Regions from separate parts of the Homo sapiens genome. Here region 2 is linked to region 1. A link is a loop called in an ENCODE intact Hi-C map of the cell type or tissue named here. Cell type or tissue: psoas muscle. All regions are shown on one strand. Each heading gives the region's core, and the rest is flanking DNA. Links, peaks and the distances in the headings are about the cores only.

Region 1 (8,338 bases), core at 1-8,000:
GCCTGAGGAACTGCTCTATGTCATCACCTCCCCTCCGCGATATGGCCAGATCGAATATGTTCACTATCCTGGAGTTCCCATTACAAACTTCAGCCAAATGGATGTAGTGGGGCAGACAGTTTGCTATGTACACAAGAGCAAGGTGACTGTCTCCAGTGACAGATTCAGGTGAGCCCCATGGAAACTTTTCAAACCCCTTCTTTGGATTAATACTTACAGAAAAGGAGATCTGTTAATGTGCTTCACTATAGTAACCATTTCACAAAATACATGTATCTTATAACATCACGCTGTATACCTTAAATTTATAGAATGAAATTTGTTTTTTAAAAAAAGGAAAGAAAAGGAGAAAAAAATGAGTCATTTTTCAGCTCTGGTGCAGCTGTGTTTTTCTTTTACTGTCTTGTTGTATGTAAGGTGAAGCCACACGATTAAAATGACAGAAGCAAAGCAAGAAATTAGGGCCTGTTATTGAAAAATATACACAGTAAACAGATCTTTATGCAAGTTCTGCTACGAGGAGAAATGTGAAAAGCTGAGGCTCCCAGCTAAAGATAGATCTGGAAAAGTCATTTCCCTCTTTTTGGAGTATGTTTTTCTGTCTGACGAAAAGGGATTTATTAGTAAACATTTGGCATAAACAGAGACTGCCTTTTGACACAATGTGTTCTGGTAACTGTATCATAAATCATGTTGTCATAAAGTAGATCATATTTCCCCATAGAAACAATGTTGTAATTGGGGGCTGCGCACCTGTTCCAGAATTCCGTATCAAATAAATCATTGGAATGAATAACAATCTGGTGAAAAGGCAAAGATACAACATTAATGAAAATCTACATTCATTTAAAATATGGAAATTTGTTTCAAGTCACATAAAGCAAGAGCCAAGTCCAGAAGATCTATAATCTCGCAGCTCTCAAAGCTGGTTGATCCTGAGGTCCTGGAGAGAAACACAGATCCCCAGGCCGGGCATGAGAACTGGGAAATGTTGGACTTTGAACGAACCATTGTATACAATCCAGTTTTGAGTTCTGTCAGTTCAGAAGGAGGCCTGGAGAGCACTGGTTTGTCTATTGTACACCCACACTTTTGGTTCCTGGTGCAATTTTCACCACGTCACAATACAGTCTTCTAAAGAGCACTATAAAATAACATAAATGGAGCATACTCCTATATTATTCAATGGGTTCCCATAAACTATCAAGTATCACTGTCACACCCATGTTCGAATATCACTGTCCTCTATCTTACTTTTACCTATCTAAATTCAATATATCTGCTCTGATAAACACTGGTTAGATGTCAGTAAAGAGGATGCTGCTCACCTTTTTAGCATTAAAATGATTTTTGAAAGCTGATTTGGATAATCCAACAAAACAAAACAAAAAATCCCAGAAAGCTGGAACGAATATCTTATTTTTTTCTCTTGATAAGTGTCCCTTAACAAGCAGGTAATCATTTAATTGATCAATATTTTAACTAGTTCAGTCTTTGAGTGTTGCTAGGCATTCACTAAAATGTGAGATGTGGGGATTCCTTTTCAAGCTGGCTCTTTTGTTTGAGAGATGGAGTAGTGAAGTTAAGATACAGGCTTGGGGGCAAGAACTGCCTGAGTGACTCACAACTCTGTGACAATCATCAGGTTACACAACCTCCTGTGCTCTTGTTTCCTCTTCTTTGAAATGGAATGATGCTCGTAGCACCTGCCTCACAAGGTTGCGGGAGGTTTATATGAGCTTATGCATGTAAAGTATTAGTAGAACAACACCTGGCACATAGGAAGAACTAAGTAAGTGTTAGCTACTACTCTTACTGTCGTTGTTGTTGTCATTATATTCTTTCCTTGACGACCTTCTTCCAATCTTTACAACACCAAGTATGATCTTGAAGGAGGAAAGGAGTTACCAAGAGGAGCAATGATTGTTCTTTTTTTCCTGTTTGCTTATGAAGGCTGGGTGCTTCTTGGCTTAATACATTTGTATCAGATCCAGGGCTTTTAATTTTACATGCATTTCTGGAACTTCTAGCTTCTTTCATTTCCTGCTTCCCTCCGTCAATGCCCACAGGACAGTCTGCTGAAGACATTAGTGACTGTCTTGAAGAAACCAGTGACCTTGCTGGAGAACACAGGACTGAATGCATAAAGATGTTCAGAAATGAAGGTTAGATATTAATCGAATGGTGAGAATAAAGAACAAAACCTCCGTATGAAACGATTGGCAATACTGTAAAAATTTCCTAATTTGCATCCAGAGAAAGTCTTATTAGATGGCATTTTAGAAATCATTTATCCCAGGAATTTCTACATTTCTGGATCCTCAGATAATTGCCAGAGAGAACTACAAAATGCAAATTCTTGGGCCTTACCCCAGAGAGGCAACTTTGGTAAGTCCAGTCTCAGGCCCAGAAATCTGTATTTTTGAAAGATATCTTCAGGTAATTCTGATGCAGTCAGGACTAGCCATCAATAGTCTGGTCTAGTCTGTTGTTCTGAATTGTTCTGAGGAGCCTCAAGAATTTATGGAAGTTGAGGCTGGGGCAGTGGCTCACGCCTGTAATCCCAGCACTTTAGGAGGACGAGGCAGGTGGATCACCTGAGGTCAGGAGTTCGAGACCAGCCTGGCCAACATGGCGAAACCCCGTCTCTACTAAAAATACAAAAAATTAGTTGGGAGTGGTGGCGGGCACCTGTAATCCTAGCTACTTAGGAGGCTGTGGCAAGAGAATTGCTTGAGCCCGGGAGGCAGAAGTTGCAGTGAGCCACGATGGTGCCACTACACTCCAGCCTGGGCAACAAGAGCGAAACTCCATCTCAAAAAAAAGAATTTATAGAAGCCTTTTTAGGGCCTCCCAGAGATTGAGATTCTGGGGCCTTCAGCCCAATGTACTGATGGAACTTAGGTGTGTGTGTTGTGTGTGAGTGTGTGTGGGTGTTGATACTAAAAACAGTACTATAAATACCATAAAACTAAATATAAGAAAACAAATTTTTTATGCTTGCAAGTATTCAGTTTTTAGTAGTTAAAAGGTTTCCTTTTAAATACATTGATTCAAGTTAAAAATTGAATTGATAGAAAACTAGTAAATAATAAGAGTACACATAGTACAGGCATATGGCAAAAATATGGTTTCAATTACTCAAGATTAGGAAACAAGGTTTTAGGGAGAAAATAAACAATAAAGGCTGAAAAGCATTGATTTGGTGCAATCCCTTATTTACACATAGGAAAGCTAGCATTGCCTGAACACCTGCAATGCACCAGAGAATGTCCTGGACTTTTTTTATATGTTATTTTTCTTAAGCCTTATGACACCACCTTGCGAGAGATGCAATAGTGTTCCCATTGTACACATGAGAAAACCAAGGTTCCAAGAGGCAAAGGAAGTCACCTAAACTGACATAACTGAGTATCACTGCTGAATTTGGGGCTCAGAGCTCATTTCCAGTAGAAGGTTCTTTCCATTATACCTCGTTGTACCAAAAATTTGTGGAGAATATGCATTTGTGTGAAGGAACCTCCTCAATGTGTCATTCTGATATTTGGCCAGCAGTTTTACATATTTATAATGGAAGAGCCTAGCGTCTGCCCAAGACCCAAATTTTAATCTTGTCATTTCACTAACCCAATCACGGACTGCTATGTTGTTTGTCAAGTGGCGCTAAACCAAAGCTGAAAGCCTGTTTTAATGAAAGTGTGATCATGGTGCTTTTTAAAAATTAAATATATGCAACCAATCTAATCACCTAAATTTATGTTGCTTGCTGTTAAATTTGGCAAGGAATTTGGCTGGGTAGAAGAGATAAATTCTGTGGCAGAGGATTTTCCCCCTTCCATTTTTAATGTAAGCTATGGCAGCATTAATTAAATGGGGGAGTTTAATAGTCAGATTTTACCTTCTGCAAAAATATTTTGTGAATCATAAATTTCTCCTGCATTGTTTGGTGCTGCTGGCCTGGAAGAAAGATTTGGCAGCATGTTCTAGGACAGATGACACCGAGTGATTAGCAAGCTGACTTCAGCTGCTGGCAGCCGGGTACTAAAAGAACATGCTAATGTCCTCCATTTTGACATGCCGGCTGGACTTTTTTTTTTTTTTTTTCTGAGGAGCTGGCGCTATTTATGATTCCATTTTTATCTCTTAAATGCCATGACAGATGGCAGCTTCTTCAGCCAACTCTATTGCCAGGCAATGCAGAAAGCTTGAAAGCACCGTGGTAATGGTGAAATCAGACCAGGCAGGCACCCCAGTCAAATCTGAGAGTTATTCCCCAAATTTCATGAGAGCGGTGGTCATCTTGGCTGCATCTCTTCTCAGGGGGATGTAACAAGGGAAATTAAACAAAATGGATCCACAGAAGGAGCTGCTACCACCAACTTCTTCACCTCAGAATGGATACCAACATAGCAATGGCTTTATGGTTTTAAACATTGAGAATGTATTTGGAGGATTTAGGGGAGGGGGTATTTGGAAGACCATCTGATTGATCAGCTTTTCCAGACATGAACAGCACTGACCTTTTTTCACGTGTACTGCTAGCTTTATTTTGACTGGGAACTCAACCGTAACCATTCATTCTGTCCCTCTCTCTGATGATGTCTCTCTGCCTGTGAGTAGTTTGCACTGTTACTTGTGAAAGTGGAATGATGTTATTTGATCCAGTCATGTTTAGAAATTGCATCATTTTCACCCCTGGCCTATTAGCTTTAGGTCAGCACTGACAGCTGCCTTGGTGTCCCAGATAGGAGCGCTGGCCTCAGAAAACATATTTCTTACTCTTCTGTGGTCTGTGGCCCGCGTGCCCTCACTCCCATCTGTCTGATGGCAGGCTGCCTGTTTCCAACGTGGGCAGATCACGATCTTCCAGCAGGGAGGGGTTTGAGATGGACAGCCTGGATCATAAGACAACTGCGGTGACCTCACAGAGGCCATGCACGCATCGAGTAGATGTGGCCGTCCTGAGATGAGCTTTGAGGACCCCGTCAGGCATTCTTGCAATTCAGTCTGCAGGGAGGAAAGTCAGAATTAGATATTCAAGATGGCCGCCTCTGATGGAGTCCCTGGCACTCACTCAAGCTTGCATTTGGGTTTGTTGCTCCTGGTCCCATCTCTCCCCTTCTTTCTTCTTCCTTCTCTGCTGATATTTGACATACTTTTAATAGTGCACAATGTCTATAGCTCTACAATTAATGCTAATGCTAAAAATACACGTCCTTTGGCTTATATTTGCGCTAAGGTACCAATGGCTGATTTAACACTCTCCACAGAGCACACTTGATACAGGGATCTGGTAAGGAACAGAGAGCCAGTTTAATGTGAAACAGGGTAGAATGAGAGGTGTGAAACATATTTCTGGAGGGGGAAAATGGGAAAAAGGGAACTTGGAGGCACTGAGGGAGCACCTAGCCTCCTTCCTATTTTATTGTGGGTCAGATGATAGGATCTGGGGGGAATATGAAAAAGTAACAGAAAAACAATAGAATAAAGGCATAACTCTGTTCTCAGGCTCTGCCTGAGAAATAAAGCATAATTTTATACCTAAAAATGTATATCAGTTTACTTTTGAAACTGTGAAGGTGACTAAGTAAAAAGTTTGAAGAACAGACATATTTTTCTAGGTTCCTTTATTTTCTTTTTTAAAATTATTTTTCTTTTTTTAAGATGGGCTTTTGCCATGTTGCCCAGGCTGGTCTCAAACTCCTGAGCTCGAGCGCTCCACCCACCCCAGCCTCCCAGAGTGTCCAAGCTATAGGCGTGAGCTACCGCGCCTGACTTCCTTTCCTTTCCTTCCCTTCCCTTCCCTTCCCTTCCCTTCCCTTCCCTTCCCTTCCCTTCCCTTCCCTTCCCTTCCCTCCCTCCCCTCCCTCCCCTCCCTCCCCTCCCTTCCCTCCCTTTCCTTTCCTCTTTTTTTTTTTTTTTTTTTTTTTGAGACAGGTTCTCTGTCTGTTGCCCAGGCTGGAGTGCGGTGGCACGTTCATGGCTCACTGTAGCCTCAACCTCCCAGGATCAAGTGATCCTTCCACCTCAGCCTCCCTAGTAGCTGGGGCTACAGGCACGCACCACACCCAGCTAAATTTTGTATTTTTTGTAGAGAAAGGGTTTTGCCATGTTACCCAGGCTGATATTGAACTCCTGGACTCAAGCCATCTGCCCGCCTTGGCCAGCCAAGGTACTGGGTTTACAGGTGTGAGCCACTGCACCAGCCTCTTTTATTTTTTTTAATAAATAATTGATTTTTATAAATGCCTCATGATCCAGTAATGAAATTGCCCAATTTGTTAAAAATATACTTATCAAAGGTTTAATTTTATGAAAGGAAAACTGATTGGTTTGTTTTGAGAAAATTATGTGATTTTGCTCAATCTATAATTCTAAAGGTAACTGAATACCTTTATTCAAGGTGTAAAAAATGCTGCTGTGGGGGAAATGTATGAGGTTTCATTCTTTACAAGTCGAGGTGTGTGAAATGTCAAAATTTACTTTATTTGTTGTATTTCACTTAGCAATTTTAACTTTTTGGACATAGATTTCTTTTTCTTTGCATCAAATCAGATATATTTTCCTTGTCAACAGTCTTATTAACTAGATAATTAGAAAACTAAAAAACTTCAGCATAGCCTTCAAAGCAATATCAGTACTCAGCCAAACTCATCTCTTTTTACTTTTTGTCTAACTGCCCTCCCTGAGTCCGTGGTCGCAGGCAGGCTGGTTGACTCGTTGCTTTCACACTATCTAATAGCTTCAGGTTTCTTCATGCTCAAAAGGATCAATGCTCAAACCCTGAAGGACAAGACACATTTCACAAAGAATAAAGGGATTGTTAGTCAAATCTGCCAGATTTGTAAAATAAATATAAATGCCATACCTTCTCTAGTTAAAAAAGAACTTCCAAAGAAAATATACAATTTATATATGTATATAAAATTTATACATAAAAATGTTATGTATAGTTTATACATTCTACGAAAGCATTAGTTTTAGAGGTTTTTGTATCGGTGGAATAGAAGAGTGCATCCTCTACGAATATTTCCAGCAACTATGGTACATGGAGAAAAGCTAACAAGGCACAATTCTGTGATTATTTCTAAGTACATTTCTTTGGTGTACAGTGAATTTGTCAGTCCCATTGGATAGTAACGATTTCCTAACTTTTTGGAGTTTTAATATTGTGCCTTGTTTGCATAATTTCATGATACTCTTAATCTTATTGAAATAAAAATTACATATTGTAATGCTACAAAGATCATTTAAATCAGTGTTATTGTGAAATTGGCTTCAGTAGGTAGAATGTGATTTCATGATCAATAGAATCAAAAGCACATTAAGATATCACAAACCTAAGACTGTAAGAAAGATTTTGCTTGTCTCAAATGTGTATCATTTCAGCTTTCTTTTTATAGTTTTGCAATGGTGCTCAGGCACCACAACTCTTTTGTGGTGGATTGCTAAACCAGAATTTGTTTTAAACTCTGCAAGAGTAGTGGGTGCAGGGATTAAAAGACCTGCATTCTAGTCTCAGCTTCATCTCCTACCTGCCCTTATGATCTCCCACCAACTTTGTGAACCTTTCTTTGAAGCAGGAAAATAATCCTTGTGTAGCATAACTCTCATCTGTCTTATAGGGGGAGAAAGTGCAGAAGCACATGTAAACCATAAGAGATTAGAGCCTCCCGTCATATTTTAGAGTTGGGTGGTACTTAATGATCTTCTGGTCCATCCCCTTCATTTTTCAGAGCCATGGAAATGAGGCCTGGAAGGGGAAGATGATTTAAGTGAGATTACATGTCTGAGAAATGTGATCTGCTATTAAGAAATTTACCATAAAAACGTATGAGTAGAATGAATTAGCTAAATTCAACTCATTTAGCACTTTATTGTATTGGCCTCCCAGTTGTCAGACTTACAACTTTAGTCTATTACACACCAATGAAGAAAAAAACAATTGAAAAATTATAAATAAATAAAGGGGGTATACTCTTCAAATTTGTATGATGAGTCTCATTGGATGTGAAATTTTTATTTGCGTCAAGGAACCACATTAAGCACTGATGAGCCTGAGAAATATGATTGTCAGAATTTCCCTGTTCCATCACATGGGTCTGTCATTAATGTTGTTGGGAAAATATTCTTGGGTGTAGAATGGTCCATTTATGCATTACTCTAGTGACTGGTTTAATGATAGGGATTTTTCTGCAAGATCTGCCCTTGATTTTTCATTTGAGTCACAACACGACAATACCCTTTAGTAAAGGTGTGTATTGTTATCATTTCATTCCAGTAGATGGTGACACAAGAATCCATGCTGAAGGCTGCCTTGCCTCTCTTTACCAGATTC
Region 2 (8,338 bases), core at 40-8,039, 54 kb before region 1:
TAAAAATAGATTTAAAATATTCAACAAAATTCATAACTTTCAGCTGCTCAACTAGAAGTCCAGATAAAATGATTACTTGATGGTAGCTTTCGTGATCAGAATATTCCATGGTTTTGTTTTATTTTGACGTTGTAATGGAAGTACAGATGAGCAATGCCAATTTTGTCTACAACAATGGCATTCAGAATACTCAATTTGAAAATGATGAGAATTCCTTTTGAAATTGACACACACAGCAAAACTAAATTATGATTAAGCTTTTTCTATGACATAAAAAAGGCTAGAACTTCAGCTCAGCCACCTACAAGCTGTGCTCCCTGGGGCAAATCATTTAACCCCTTTGGGGCTCAGGTTTTTTTCTCTGAACATTGGGAATAATAACCATGGCTATTATTAGTGAAGTGCTATCTGGATCACTCAAGATAGCTAGTAGCACAGTGAGTACTCAGTACTTAGTAGGTGCTCAATAAATTAATTCCCTGTCTCTATCCTTTCATGACTGTTGCCAAAGTTTACAGCATGTTTATCCATTATGAAGCATTTCAATAATTAAAAATTAAATCCGGTTATCAAAATAAACACAATGGCAGTCATTTTTCTATTCTCCTGCAGTCTGTGTCATGATTTTTTCCCCCCAATTACAGTGTTTCGCTAATCTACAAAGTTCAGAAATTCTCTGTGGGACTTCCCAGCCATAGTGTGGATCAGTGAGGCTCCACTTAATTGGAAAACTGGATTTAATAAGGAAACAATAGTTATTGTGCCTTCAAAGAGACCATTTTCCATGCTAATTTATTCTCCAATGTGTTCTTTGTGTAAGAAGAATGTACAGCATGCTTTTTTATACCCCTGTAATAATTCTTAGTGGGCACATTTGTGTGTGTGTGTGTGTATGTGTATGTGTGTGTGTGTGTGGTTTTAAGGAGTGGAGAGAGTTTAATATACAAGACGGGGCAAGAAGGAAGGGAGAAGACAGAAGGAAGAGGCTCCCCTGTACAGAGACAGAGGTGGGAATGGGGCTCTAAAGCTGAAAGAGGAGGTCCCCAAGTATGGTGGACACCAGCCAGGTATATATGCAGAGGCTGGAGGAGGTGGTGTCTGATTTGCATAGGGCTCAGGAAATAGGTTTGACCAGGCATGTCATTCATGTAGCCCGCGAAAAAGCTGGTCCTCCCACCCTAGCCTTTTAATATGCAAATGTGGGCACCCTGATTTCTACACATGTGGGGATATGTGGGGGCGGCCATGTTGCCAGGAGCATATGGGCCAAGGGCAAGAAGGCCAAGGGAATCGCCATGTTGGGTGGACCCAGTTTCTAATGGCCGGCATTTGCATATCAAAGGTTGCCCACCTGACTAAGAGCTGGGGCTTTACAAGAAACTTTTCCGGATATGCTTTAAAAGACGAAAACTACCCAAGGACCCCTTTTCCTCTCTATCTGCATAAAATAATTTCTTTTTCTTAATAACTCCTACCACATTCCTCCCTGCGGCAATATCACACTAACTGCAGTTAGGGGGTTTTGGGCGAAGACTCTTTCTGGCTACTTCCTACTTAAAAGGGGCGTTGAATGGGGAACAGCAGTTAGGGCTCCTCCTGGGATTGATTTAAGGGTCCTCGGAAGAATGGCATGTCCACATGCGGTTCAGTTTGCAGCACCATTTGGAGTTTGATTGCTTTTAGGCGAGAAGAAACAATTTGAGTCATAGTACTGAATATACAACGTCCAAATATCAATTCAAGACATATAAGCAAGAGAGGGCTTAATAAAGGGGTTAACCAATTCCAGAAAGAAGACTGGAATTTATTAAAGAGGGATTGTAGCCGCCCAGGGCTGAAGCCGGCATTTTCCCTGAGCCTGTTAATAATTTTGATTTGATTTTTAAGTACCTGTAGATTTTCCTTTCCTTTACTAGGTGTTAATCCAAAAGCAGCATGTTTCATTTAAAAGTGCATCACTAAATCCAATAAAAAATCCTAGCAGACTTAGTGATAGTAAAACTTTTACGCTTTCTTTTTGTCAGTAACTATTATCCCAGTTATAAGGATAATAATTAAGCAAAATACTACAGCAATGAAAACTCTCTGTCCAATATTTTAGTTTGAAGGTGCTACCGTGTATAACCCTATTGCAAATAGTAGAGTGAGGACAGCAATTCCCACAAGTGTGGTGTGGTAGATAATTTCCATCTAAAATTTTACTTGCCAAGATAGAGAACTCCCCTTTGGGGGTCTATGAAGTTCCTTGGTTTTATTTTCCCAAACAAAGAAAGCTCAGAGTTATGGGCACCTTACTCACTTTTCATTACCCGGCAGAAGTTGCAAGATAATTGCCCAGAACTAGCATATTGATTCACATTTTGACGTTACCCGTCCCTTTTTTCTTTTTTCCAAGCTGCAGATCACCAGTTGATTCACAGGAATAAGCAGGGTTCGTCTAAAACGTAGGCAAAAAGCTGAAAAACAAGAGACTAGGATTTAATGACAAATGTATGATAAGTTTTGGAGCAAAATTTTTCTCTTCAGTCTTCACTTTTGGTAAAAAGTAATTATCAGTAAACTTTAGTCTTATAGTTGGCCTGATTATTTGCATAAAGTGCAGCAAGAATGGTTATTTTTACATAGGCCTTTTGGATTGGCTTTGATGAAACGCTGTTTCACAAGGAATTTCAGGTAAGACTTTTAAAGCCGAGCCCAGCCATGGGTTTGTATCCTCTAATACCTGTGAGTTGGGTGATCCTTTCCTCTTGAGGTCCCAAGATAAACTCATAGCTTCCAGACCTATTAGAAAGTGACATTCTTCACTGACCACAGGTTAGGAACTGTATAGACAAGGTGGTAGGCCAGTTCTCCCTAAGGGGCTTTAATTGGCTGTACATGTCGAGCTTGATTCCTTAAAGGGAGACACACCCCTTCAGTCAAAGCCTTGATAAAATAACCAGTTTTCCAACTGTGTCCTGTTGACAAAGAAAAATTGATTCTTATTGCACTGATGCAAACAACTGTATTGCCATAAGAGTACTTACAGATAGTCTCCAAATTCTAGAGGAATCAGGCGGAGAAAAATGAACATGCTCCAAATTTTGTTTACAGGAGTATACCTTACTCAATTATTAAAGGCTGTAAATAGTTTAAAATAAGTTTCCTTGACTCTGAAAAACTAAACAAGGATCAGCAATATTCCAAGCGAAAGTTAAAAAGTTTGCTTTAACTTTGTGAGTGCAGTCCACTTAGTTAAATTTTGTTTTGCTTGATATTTGTGAACATGTCAGTTTTTTAGGAGTCCTGTAGATTCTCCCTCCATTTCAGTGTTACAATCTTCAAAGCTATTACAAACCTGCATTTGAGAACACCTGTTAAAGTCCTTAATATAGCTTGATTATAAACCATCTTTTGAGAAGGAACAAAGCAAGACAACAATTGTCTGTGAATGGCAACATTCCCAGGATAGTTACAGTTAAAAACATGACTGGCAAAGAACTTTATTTATCTTCGTGGTTTACAATAACTTTACCCTTAATTATGATTGATAGCACATACTTAGGCATTAGAATTTTAGAAAACCCATACAATTTTTGAACATATATTAGTGTTCACCAAAATATAACTTAAAAAAGATTGGACATCATTTTGGCAATCTCATGTGACTAAATATGTCAGATAATCCTGTTTACCTCTTTTCTGAATGTTTCAGGGGCCCTCTGAACCATTCAAAAAGCCAGGCATCAGGAAGGATAATTTCCAGATTGCCATAAATTATTTTGCCAAAATGATGACTCAAAAGGCAAAAACATTTTATTAGTCTTTACTATGATATGAAAATTCGGTTTAAAGCTAAATTTTACCCTTGCATTAGTTTATTTGTTCAAGTGAAACCTTATAGATTATTCCATTTTATCTTTATCAATTTGACCATGAGGTGAAATTTTTACAAACCTTTTGTAACCCTTTTACTAAAGGACAGAGTAGTGTCTTAAGACCTTCTTGCTATGCTTTTATTTCAATGCTTAATTTAAGAAAAGACCATATAGATACCATGGGAGAAGAAGGTGTAGTGCTTCTACCATGCACTTCATTTCAAGGCAACCCAAAGCCAATTGGCTTATTTTGTAATCAGCCCATCCCTGATGGGAGTCTCATCCCTCAGTGTGGGGTGGAGATGTTGCCTTATTTTCCAGGTGGCTAAGAGCGTGCTTCTCTGATTTATAACTACTATTAGCCATCTCTTACAGTGTATTTTCTACCTAGTTATTACTCACCAAAGCTCTCTCATAATGCGAAGTAATTTCTGATACTCCCAAAACTCAAAACCATCAGATAACACAATGCAAAACAGAACAGAGCCTTTGATTTTGAGAGGGATAATTTCCTTTTAATTCCTGGGGTTTTATGAGGAAAACAGAGGATCCCCCCCAACTGCCCCACAAAACGGGGTCTGTGGCACCTCCTCTGTTTTTCCCAAGGAGTCCCATGCTACCAGAAGTTATCTTAGAGCCTTTCAGGCATGCATTAAGAGTGGTAAGACAAAAAATGGAGAAAAATAACTCAGTTGACTGAGAAGAAAAGAGCCTTTTTCCAGAAAAACAACATCCAAAAAAAGAAAAACATAAAGGCCTTTTAAATATACCTCTAACTTGAATATCCACTCTTAATTAAGCTGAGCACTCTTTAAGAAAATCCTTTTAAATCCCTTGTTACTTGACTTTAGCTACACCAAGCAGTAAAGATTTTCAGCTTTTGAATGTTACAAAAAAGTAACCTCACAGATGAAATCAATGAGCCTTAATTAGGTTATGACTTAACCATGAGTGTGCAAGGTATTTTCAAAGGAGTGATAGGCAGCTTTTGAAACTACCATTACAAAATTGTGACTGAGACAGTGAAAGAGATCCGACCCAAACAACTCCATTTTATTTTTAGCCCCTAAGCTCTCCTCGACCATCCCTGGGTGTAGGCTGAACCGACTTTGGAAGGAGCCTGGTTTATAGGCTGTAGTCTAAAACAAAGATGATAACAGCCGCTTCCCAAGATATACTTCCCTCTTGCCTGGGGAAGACCAAGAAACTAGCCACAAGATTAGAAACCATGGCCCAGGAGCCATGCAGCTGGAGGCTACAAGATTTTGACCCTCCCTAAACCACTCTTAAGATCAGTGCTTAAGATATTTTATAAACCCTGCCCTTGATGGATCGGCTGGCACCACCCAGAGTGACAAACTGGCTTATTTGATTTTGTGGCCCTTACCCAGGCACTGACTTAGCACAAGAAGACAGCCACCACGGTAAAATGGCAGAGACTAAAACAAAGTATTGCCACATGGTTACCGATTATGTTCCTAAGGACATGAAACAAGTTGGAGGCCCATAGCCAAGTTTGTTACTGACCGTTCTGCTGGGCTGGCTGGAACAGCAGGCCTATGGGGTCCTGGGCCTGCATCCTAACCTAAGATACCTTTTCTTCGGTAGATCCATACAGAAAGACACGCAAAGCATACAAGATTGTTTACAGCTTAAGACCAACCTTACAAATCCTTTTTTTATTAATTATACATTTACTGAGAACATAAGCAGTGATCCTTATTACCCCTTTTTCAGGTTTGCACAGGGAGAGAAGCCAAAAGCCCAACTGGTGAGAAATTTTTACCCTTTTGCCAGCATATCAGGCATCAGGCTTCTGGGTTCCCTCCCCGCTAGCTCAACTCTACATCAAGCATTTTAAGGTTTGGAAAATTAGTTTTTCCCAGGTTGGAAGAACATTATAAAAGAGATAGAAGCCATTTTAAACTGCAAAAGAAGGAAAAGCATTGTAGAAAGGAATTCAATTAGGGTTGTTAAGAGGTATTGCCTCTCTTCCTATTGGGAATTGTGTTTCCCCTGTTTCTTTGCCTTCCCTATTTTTTCTCTTCCCTTTTGGCCTACTATAGGAGACATATTGCTTATCTCCAAAATTCTCTTCTGCGTGCAGAGCTGCCTGTTTTAGCTGCAGTGAGGGTTTGCCAACTCTGTGTACGGTCAAATACCTAAGTTACATTTTGGAAAGCTTCTATATACCTATTAGGGTAGTTAGAAAATCGGCCTAAGTCTGCCTTTACTTGCCTAAGGTCCTGCAATGAGAAGGGAACTTGAAGGGGCCCCAAATAAGGGGGACCCTCAGATGACTTCCCTGAAAGTTACCTTTTTAATTTTGGGAAACTGTTTTCCCTGGGCCTGCCCAATATGGCTGCAAAAGAAAATAAACCACTTTTTCTTCAAAGTTTCAAGGTCGAAGGAGTCCCAGTGCTTCAAAATATGTTCCAGGGGAGTGCATGTTGAAGACAATCTGTTACCCATCTAGAAAGAGAAGTGAGAATAAAAGCGTCGTTTTCGTCTCCTTCCTTTCGGTATGTGATCCAGGATGGAGATGAAAACAGTAGAGGGCGTCCCCCCAGCTATTCTCTGTCCGTCGCTCTTGGATTCCCGGCACCCGCTTAAATGTGCCGCACATGACTTGCAGGCGTGACCCTCCGAGCCATGGCGCCAGAGGAACTGAGTTTTGGGCCTTAGTCACTCTGTCCCCAAGCAATCAGTTCTCTGCCTTTTATTTCCCTTTGACCTCCTAGACTTGCGTGGCCTGTGTGCCTTCCAAAAAATAGATTCCAAGAAAAATCATGTAATTGGGCAAGGCCCCTTTAAGGGAGGGAGCAAGCTAGATTGAACTCTGTATCCTGCTATTATAGCCCAGGCTAAAGCATTTACCCATAGAAAAATGGTTCTGGTTAACTTCCAGAATTAAAATACCCTTCCTAATTAAGTACTGTCTTAATAGGAGACAAAATAGGTGCCTTAAAGGAATGTAGGAACCAAATGGCCATTTTCCTGCCAGTGGGACAATATCGAGATTAAAATTTGGCTGCAGAAGACGTTTTACTCTTAATTGTTAAAAGCAGAAACTTTCCATTCACAGAAGAGGCCTAGAGCCTGATTTCTACCAGGTGGCTTAGAAATACCATGTGCTCGCCAGAGAAGTGGTATCAAGTAACCTCGCTGTAACTTTGTTCCTAGACTGTAAAAATCTTTGCACATTTCATGCAGAGAAAGAGTAAGAGGCTGCGGACAGAAAGGGAAGAAGAGTTTTGCAACAGGATAGTTGAGGTTCTCTGCCAACACCCAGAATGGGCTGTTGGAGGCTGTGTCCGGTCCAGAGGCCTTTGAATCACACCTGGCCAGAAATTCTCAGTTGCCTCAGAACTTTTCCCAGCCTCACGTGATGGCAAGGTCACCAGTGAAAAGAAGCTACTTCAAGCATGACCAACATTCCCAATACCTGTGGGTAATGGGGGGTTCTCCAAGTTCTCCCCAGCAAGCCTTATATCCGTGACTTGAGTACGGTAGCCAACAATAAGCGTATATACTAGGTTGATGGATGCCTGTTGAGTTATTTGATTTATTTTAATATAGAGGCGAAGAGTGCCTCAGAATGACAGAACAGATTTTAAGCTTGCTCCCACAGTCGCCACTCTGATGAAGGAAGGCTGTACCTCAGATTCCTGTACCTCAATGCACCAAAGTGATATGGCTTCGATGAGTGAAGGAACACCAAGGGTCTTGGCCCTCATGCCGGTTTAGATAAAACGACACGGACACACGTGGAGTGGTTTTAAGGAGTGGAGCATTTAATAGGCAAGAAGGAAGGGAGAAGACAGAAGGAAGAAGCTCCCCCATACAGAAACAGAGCGGGGGGAGCTCCAAAGCCGAAAGAGGAGGAGGTCTTCCGGTGGGCACATTTTTTTAACATGCTTTATGATGGCCTAAGTTGATATGTCTTTACATATTTATGCATGTTCAAACAATTATTATTCTGTGGGTGAGAAAAGTCCCATTTTAACAAACTCCATTGAGAAATAAAGTGTTCTCAATGTACTGAAATCTGATTGTAACAAAAGCATTATTAAACACCCAATCCCAGGCAAACAGTAGAAAACTAGTGCTCAAATCAATTGCTGGGCTCTTGCTTGCTGCCTTCCCCCGTGTCCCTCCAGCCTGCTTATGGCTACAGACTTATAAGGAATCAGAATATGAAGTGATAAATCAGTACACAAAATGACAAAACCTGGCCTTGGTCTTCATATTCAGGCTCACAATATAATACTCCACCAGCTGGTATCTGACTTTCTTGTGGGAATGGGTTCTTAATCCTTTCTCTGCCCTGATTCTTTGATTTCTGCTAGCTCTTTCTTTTGCATCTTCCCTTGAAACTATCCAGTGCTATTTCTCACCCCCAGGAACTACTTACACTGTTAGTTTTGCCCACCCACTTTCTTCTCTGACTTGTGGTAAATATGCACCCCCCAGGTACCTGT

The links. Peaks named below come from ENCODE experiments on the same cell type or tissue, not always from the same donor. Only the 100,000 strongest peaks of a DNase experiment are listed, where the experiment ranks them.
Region 2: a loop joins it to region 1, with 2.0 times the contacts of the local background. A loop is called at or near these places in 2 of 110 quality-filtered maps.

What each region holds. Positions count from the first base shown.
Region 1 is chr9:14,776,200-14,784,537 of GRCh38, reverse strand. It overlaps FREM1 (FRAS1 related extracellular matrix 1), which reads left to right. Exons shown (of 37, transcript NM_001379081.2): 24 at 1-168; 25 at 8,335-8,338. Among named protein-coding and RNA genes, the nearest start is that of CER1, 58 kb to the right of the region's middle. In psoas muscle, for the core only: no CTCF peak of the experiment used is centred there; DNase peaks (open chromatin) are centred at 4,027 and 4,827; H3K4me3 peaks cover 1,034 bases; H3K27ac peaks cover 6,037 bases.
Region 2 is chr9:14,830,021-14,838,358 of GRCh38, reverse strand. The region is part of intron 10 of FREM1 (FRAS1 related extracellular matrix 1); the gene reads left to right. Among named protein-coding and RNA genes, the nearest start is that of FREM1, 76 kb to the left of the region's middle. In psoas muscle, for the core only: no CTCF peak of the experiment used is centred there; no DNase peak of the experiment used is centred there; H3K27ac peaks cover 493 bases.